Linked DNA regions of Homo sapiens: region 2 is linked to region 1. The links are chromatin loops, found by intact Hi-C in ENCODE. Cell type or tissue: heart right ventricle. All regions are shown on one strand. Links, peaks and the distances in the headings refer to the core of each region. The heading gives the core; the rest is flanking DNA.

Region 1 (2,917 bases), core at 133-2,632:
ACTAAATATACTACAAAACATTCCCTGTTTTCCATTTACTATCTCCTATTACCTTCTTGCATAAATAAAATGTAAATGCTAAAATTCTTCATTTTAATATATTTCTTCTAGTTACCTAACTATATCACCATTAATACATCTGACTTAGTATAATCAAAAGCTATACAAATAATTCCTCATCTATTCTATTTTGTATAACAACTCACTTCTGTATTACTCCAGTTGTGCCTTCTCACTCCCTCAAGCCATTGCATATACCATACTCTATCTTGACCAACAAATATATCTCATATCTACACACTAAAGTATAATTCAGTCCTTGAGGAAGTTTTTCTTGATTAGGCAAAAGAAAATTGAGACTTCACCTCTACATTTGAGTCTTAAACTTAGCTGTCTTGGCTATTTCACCAGCTTAAACTAATGCTAATGCTAGGTTTTCTCCATGTGAATTCTTAATCTAGCCAAATTCAGTAGAAAAAGAGTTAAAAATAATCCATAAATGTGCCTGAATATGCTTCCTGTAAACCTGCAGAACAGTTACACAATTAAACCTCTTTTCTTTATAAACAGCAATGCAACAACAGCCTGGTACACTACGTTCATACTTGTATGAACTTGTAAATGAAAGCTCACAGCAGCATTATTCCTGACAGCCAGAGAAGAAAAGCAAATGTTCAATGATGAACAAATGATATATGTATACAATGAAATATTATTCAGCCATAAAAAATGAAATCCTAATACATGCTAAAACATGGATAGACCTGGAAAACATTATGCTAAGTAAAAGAAGCCAGACATCAAAGGCCAAATATAATTCCATTCACATGTGGAATGTCCACAGAGACAAAGTAGATTAGTGGTTTCCAGGGGCTGGAAGAGAAGGATATGAGTGACTGCTAATGAGTACCATTTCTTTTGAGGTGATGAAAATATTCTTGAATTAGTGGTAATGGTTGTACAATCTTGTGAATGCATTAAAAGCCACTGAACTGTACATTTTTAGAGTGGATCTCATGGTATATGAATTGTATTTCAATAAAAAAGTAGATGATACTTGCCTCTCCCTTTCTAAGTTTCTTAAGAACTAGAACCAAGTCTTGTTTATCTTATCCTCAATGCTTGAGGACTTTAGCATACAGTAAGTGCTTAGTAAAAACTGAATGACATTGTTATACTGTACATACCTCTGGCTGCCCAAAGCTGTCAATACCATGTGTTTCCAGGCCTACAATCCCACACTGCCTCCCTGGTATTGTTACAGGTAGTGTGGAGAAAGAACTGGATTTATAATTAGTAGTCTGGACTTAAAACTCCAACTTTTCTTATTATTTATTTATTTATTTATTTTTCTTGAGATAGAGTTTCACTCTTGTTACCCAGGCTGGAGTGCAATGGCGCGATCTCGGCTCACTGGAACCTCCACCTCCCAGGTTCAAGCAATTCTCCTGCCTCAGCCTCCCAAATAGCTGGGATTACAGGCATGCACCACCATGCCCGGCTAATTTTGTATTTTTAGTAGATGGGGTTTCTCCATGTTGGTCAGGCTGGTCTCAAACTCCTGACCTCAGGTGATCTGCCTGCCTCAGCCTCCCAAAGTGCTGGGATTACAGGCGTGAGCCACTGCACCCAGCCTAAAATTCCAACTTTTCTATCTATCATGTGACTCTAGGAAAGTCACCAATGAAACTGCATCAGTTCGTTTTCACACTGCTATAAAGATACTACCTGAGACTGGGTAATTTATAAACAAAAGCGGTTTAAATTGACTCACAGTTCTGCATGGCTGGGGAGGCCCCAGGAAACCTACAATCATGGCAGAAGGCAAAGGGGAAGCAGGCACCTTCACAAGGCAGTAGGAGAGAGAGTGAGTGCAGAGGAAACTGCCACTTTAAAAACCATCAGATCTTGTGAGAACAGCATGAGGGAAACCACCGCCATGATCCAATCACTTCCTAACAGGTCCTTCCCTCGACCAGTAGGGATTACAATTCGAGGTGAGATTTGGGTGAGGACACAGAGCCAAACTGTATCACTGCCTTTGCAAAAATTCTATCAGTGAAAGAGTCGGGGAGGATCTGATCTAGTCAACCTCCCTCTTCTTTGCCTTTAACCTTCATGCTGATATTAATTATTCCTGGGCTTGAGACAAGCTGACTTTGGGAGACATTTAGTTTATGGTTTACATAATAGCCCTTCCCCAAAACTCAACTGCCTTTGTAAAGTTAAAAAGAGACCACCAGGCTAGGAGGAGGAAAGGAGCCTGAATTCTGCTAAGGTGTTGACATAAAGGACTGCCAGCCATTACTCTGGAGGTCATAATATAGACAACTTCCTTAATTACTCCTGCAGATAACATCACTATTGCTGAACTTAAGATTGGCCTTTTTAGATATCTTTTGAGGTTTCTCGCATGTCTGACACTGACAATGGCTCCACCTGGACCCAACAAGCCCTCCAACAAGCCCTCCTGTGGCCCCACCCAGAAGCGATTCAGCAATTAAGGGGGATTTTCCCACACCCCTATGACTGCATTCCCCAACCAATCAGCAGCAAGCACCCATTGCCTTACTGCCCCCACCCCTTCCTCCAAACTACCTTTGAAAAACCCCTAAGCTGCCAGGCGCAGTGGCTCACACCTGTAATCCTAGTACCTTGGGAGGCCAAGGCAGAGGTCAGGAGTTCAAGACCAGCCTGGTCAACATGATGAAACTCCATCTCTACTAAAACACAAAAATTAGCCAGGCCTGGGGGCGTGTGCTTCCAGCTACTTGGGAGGCTGAGGAAGGAGAACAGCTTGAGCCTCAGAGGCAGAGGCTGCAGTGAGTCGAGATTGCGCCACTGTACTCCAGCCTGGGCAACAGAGCTAGACACCATCTCAAAAAAAAAAAAAAAAAAAAAGAAAGAAAGAATGAAA
Region 2 (2,917 bases), core at 105-2,604, 64 kb before region 1:
GGAGGCAGGCAGGCTGCAGAGACAAAGCCTCTGGGGTCTCCTGATCACCACTGCGTAAAACCCAGGTTATTCTCCAGCACCCCTAGGACAATCTCACCCCACAAGCAAAAAGGATGGTTGTGTGAACCCTGCTGTTGTAAACCTGGGGCTGGGAAAAGTGAGACCAATTTGTTGGATAAAGATGTGAGGACATTTAAGCCCTTGCCATGCATGAAGTTAGGAAGATGGCAATCATTTTTGCTTATAGCAATGCCTTAAAACTTATCCTATATCAGCAGCTGTGACTGGGAAGAGCCCTGTGCTGGGAGTGCAAACGAGACCATGAGCTTCTTGAGGTAGGTGTGGATCTAATCAATTGCCTGGCACACAGATGATGCTCAGTAAATATTGGCTGGATGAAGTCAGGAAACCTGTGTTCCAGTCTCTGCTCTGTAGGGAGCCAACAGTGTCACCCCGGTCAATATGCCTCTCCTCCAGGGTTGCTGTTCCCCATCTGCCTCTAGACTTGATATCTGAGATTCCATTGAGCAGTAAGATTCTGTCCGTTCCCAGCCTAGGAGCTTGCTGCCCACCTAAGGAGACCTGTCTTGCTGTAAGACCCTCAGGCCTTGCCCTCCTCAACCTCAGCAGGGAGACTGCCTGCCTGAGTTGGAGGTGGTGTGTGTGGTGGAAAGGCAAGGCTCCATGTTTTTTTCCTTTTGACTGCTCGATAGTGGAGCCTCAGACCCCTTGCAGGAGGAATGAGTCGGTGTGGGGAGGGTAATTGAGCCGAAACTGGCAGGAGGAGGAGAATAGGTGCAAAGGAAGTCAGGGCAACCAGCTCCCTGGGGAGAAGCTGAGAGGCAGCAAGTAGAGGCCGAGCCAGAGATGATAGGAGAGGGCCCAGCAGCAGCAGCGAACAGCAGTGTGGCTGGGGAAGAGCAGATGGGGCTGGCAGATGGGAGCTGACAGGCTGCACGGGCTGGCAGGCAGCTCAGCATTTCTCAAGAGGCAGCTCCGCTGAGCAGCCAAGGGGAGATGGGGAAGGCTGAGCTATCAAACCCTTTCTGCTTCCCAATCATGTCTTTCTCTAGGAGACCTACAGGAGAGGATTGGGCCTAAGAAGTCAGGGTTGCCTCCCACAATTAATGATAAAATTTCAATTCGAAATCAATAACTTAATGGAATGAGATTTCTTTTCATCTGAATTGGGAAGCATTCATTAAATACCTACTCCGTGGCAGGCCCTCAGTAGGATGCTAGGTGAGAAGGACCTCTCTGCCGTGCAGGGGAAGCTCAGTCAGGAAGTAGAGCAGGCAAGACCTCAGACTCCAGGCAGACAGTACCACAGTACAGGTGGGCAGTGGGCCAGCTGTGGGGGAGGAGGGAGGGCCACTGGAACTGGGAGGGGACGTAAGACAGGAAGGCTTGGCAAAGGCAGCAGCATGCAAATTAACTCTCCGTTTTCACATGGAGGAGGTAGGGCCTTCTGACTGTGTGAGTCAGCTTGCAGGAAAGTGCAAAAGCCAGTCTGAAACATAAAGAAATATTAAGACATGCAAGGCCATCCTTGGTTTCCCTTTAGTCTGGTTTGCTTAAGGGAAGCTTTCTTCATCCAAAATAGAACGTGGTTAGGGGGTGGGGGAAGTAAGAAGCAAATCCTACCATCGTGCTCTGGATCCCATCTCCCACACATCTCCTTGCTGATCCCACCCTGGGACACTTACTCAATTGATTATCCCAGCTCTCTTCAGTCTCGAACTTCTCCTCTGTTGGTCCCTCATACCATCTTTGAACTTGATCCACTATCTCATTAATAAACAAACTATCCCCTTTCATGCTTACTTCTTCTCTGTCTCTTTCTCACTGTAGCTAAATATCTTTAAAACATGGTCTATATTGTCTTAGAGTTAGTCCTGCTGCTGCCTTAGTCTTGCTGAAGAATGGGAACAGAAGATGGAGATTCTGAATGGCCAGAAAGAAGGGCCTGGCCACAGACAGCTTTGCCTTTCTCTGCACCGACCAGGTAGGGATCACAGGCCTCAGTAGTGCCGATCCCTTCCAGGTTTTGTGCCAGAAAAATTCCAAGTCAAGCCCCTCAAAGGATCACAAACTGCACCATTGGCAATGGCTTGTTTAACCGAACTTGAGAACTGTTCTTGACCCCGCAACCTGGTATTGTCTCTAAAGGTTTTACCCAATCACCTGGGGATGCTGTCTTTCAACTCTCAGATTTGGAAGAGGATGAAGAGGAGGTACCACTCTATACTTCAGCAGCCACTTCAGTGGAACAGAAACATTCAATATCCAAGCAACAGTAGGCATCCTCCCACTACCCAGACTTCAGGATAGGGACTGGCTACTATTGCTGTCTCAAACCCAGGAAAGCGTCTGTCATAGACAAACCGAGCATTTTCCCTCCTCACCACCTATGAGATATTGCATGTCTCTGAAATCACTCAGGTTGCCCCAAGCTCAGTCTCCCTTTATAATTCCAGGAGAAGCAGTGATAGCAGTTCGCTTATCACAATTATAAATTCTCCTGCCAGCTACTACAATTCAGCATTGATGAATCCACAAAATGTATGGTTTAAGACTTTCATTAAATCCTCCTAATGTGGGCCAGTTGAAGAGGAGTTTAGTAGACAGCTGAAGAGATTAGAGATAGCTAGAGTGATAGAGTCCTGATGCCCAGGAGAATGGAAGCTGCCAAGATGTGGTGGCTTACATCTGTAATCCCAGCACTTTGGGAGGTCAAGTTGGATAATCACTTAAGCCCAGGAGTTTGATACTAGCCTAGGCAACATAGTGACACCCCATCTCTACAAAAAACTAAAAAATTACCCAGGAGTGGTGATGTATGCTTGTGGTCCCAGCTACTAGGGAGTCTGAGGTGGGAGGATGCATTGAGCCCATGAGGTTGAGGCTGCAGTGAGCC

The links. A loop is a pair of places that touch in the nucleus more often than their neighbours do. Peaks named below come from ENCODE experiments on the same cell type or tissue, not always from the same donor. Only the 100,000 strongest peaks of a DNase experiment are listed, where the experiment ranks them.
Region 2: a loop joins it to region 1, with 4 times the contacts of the local background. A loop is called at or near these places in 59 of 110 quality-filtered maps.

The regions. Positions count from the first base shown.
Region 1 is chr1:114,416,321-114,419,237 of GRCh38, forward strand. All of the region lies in intron 11 of TRIM33 (tripartite motif containing 33), which reads right to left. Among named protein-coding and RNA genes, the nearest start is that of TRIM33, 93 kb to the right of the region's middle. In heart right ventricle, for the core only: no CTCF peak of the experiment used is centred there; no DNase peak of the experiment used is centred there.
Region 2 is chr1:114,352,075-114,354,991 of GRCh38, forward strand. It overlaps the pseudogene LOC100421116. Among named protein-coding and RNA genes, the nearest start is that of TRIM33, 160 kb to the right of the region's middle. RefSeq lists enhancers at 426-926, 927-1,427 and a silencer at 793-1,087. In heart right ventricle, for the core only: no CTCF peak of the experiment used is centred there; a DNase peak (open chromatin) is centred at 1,357.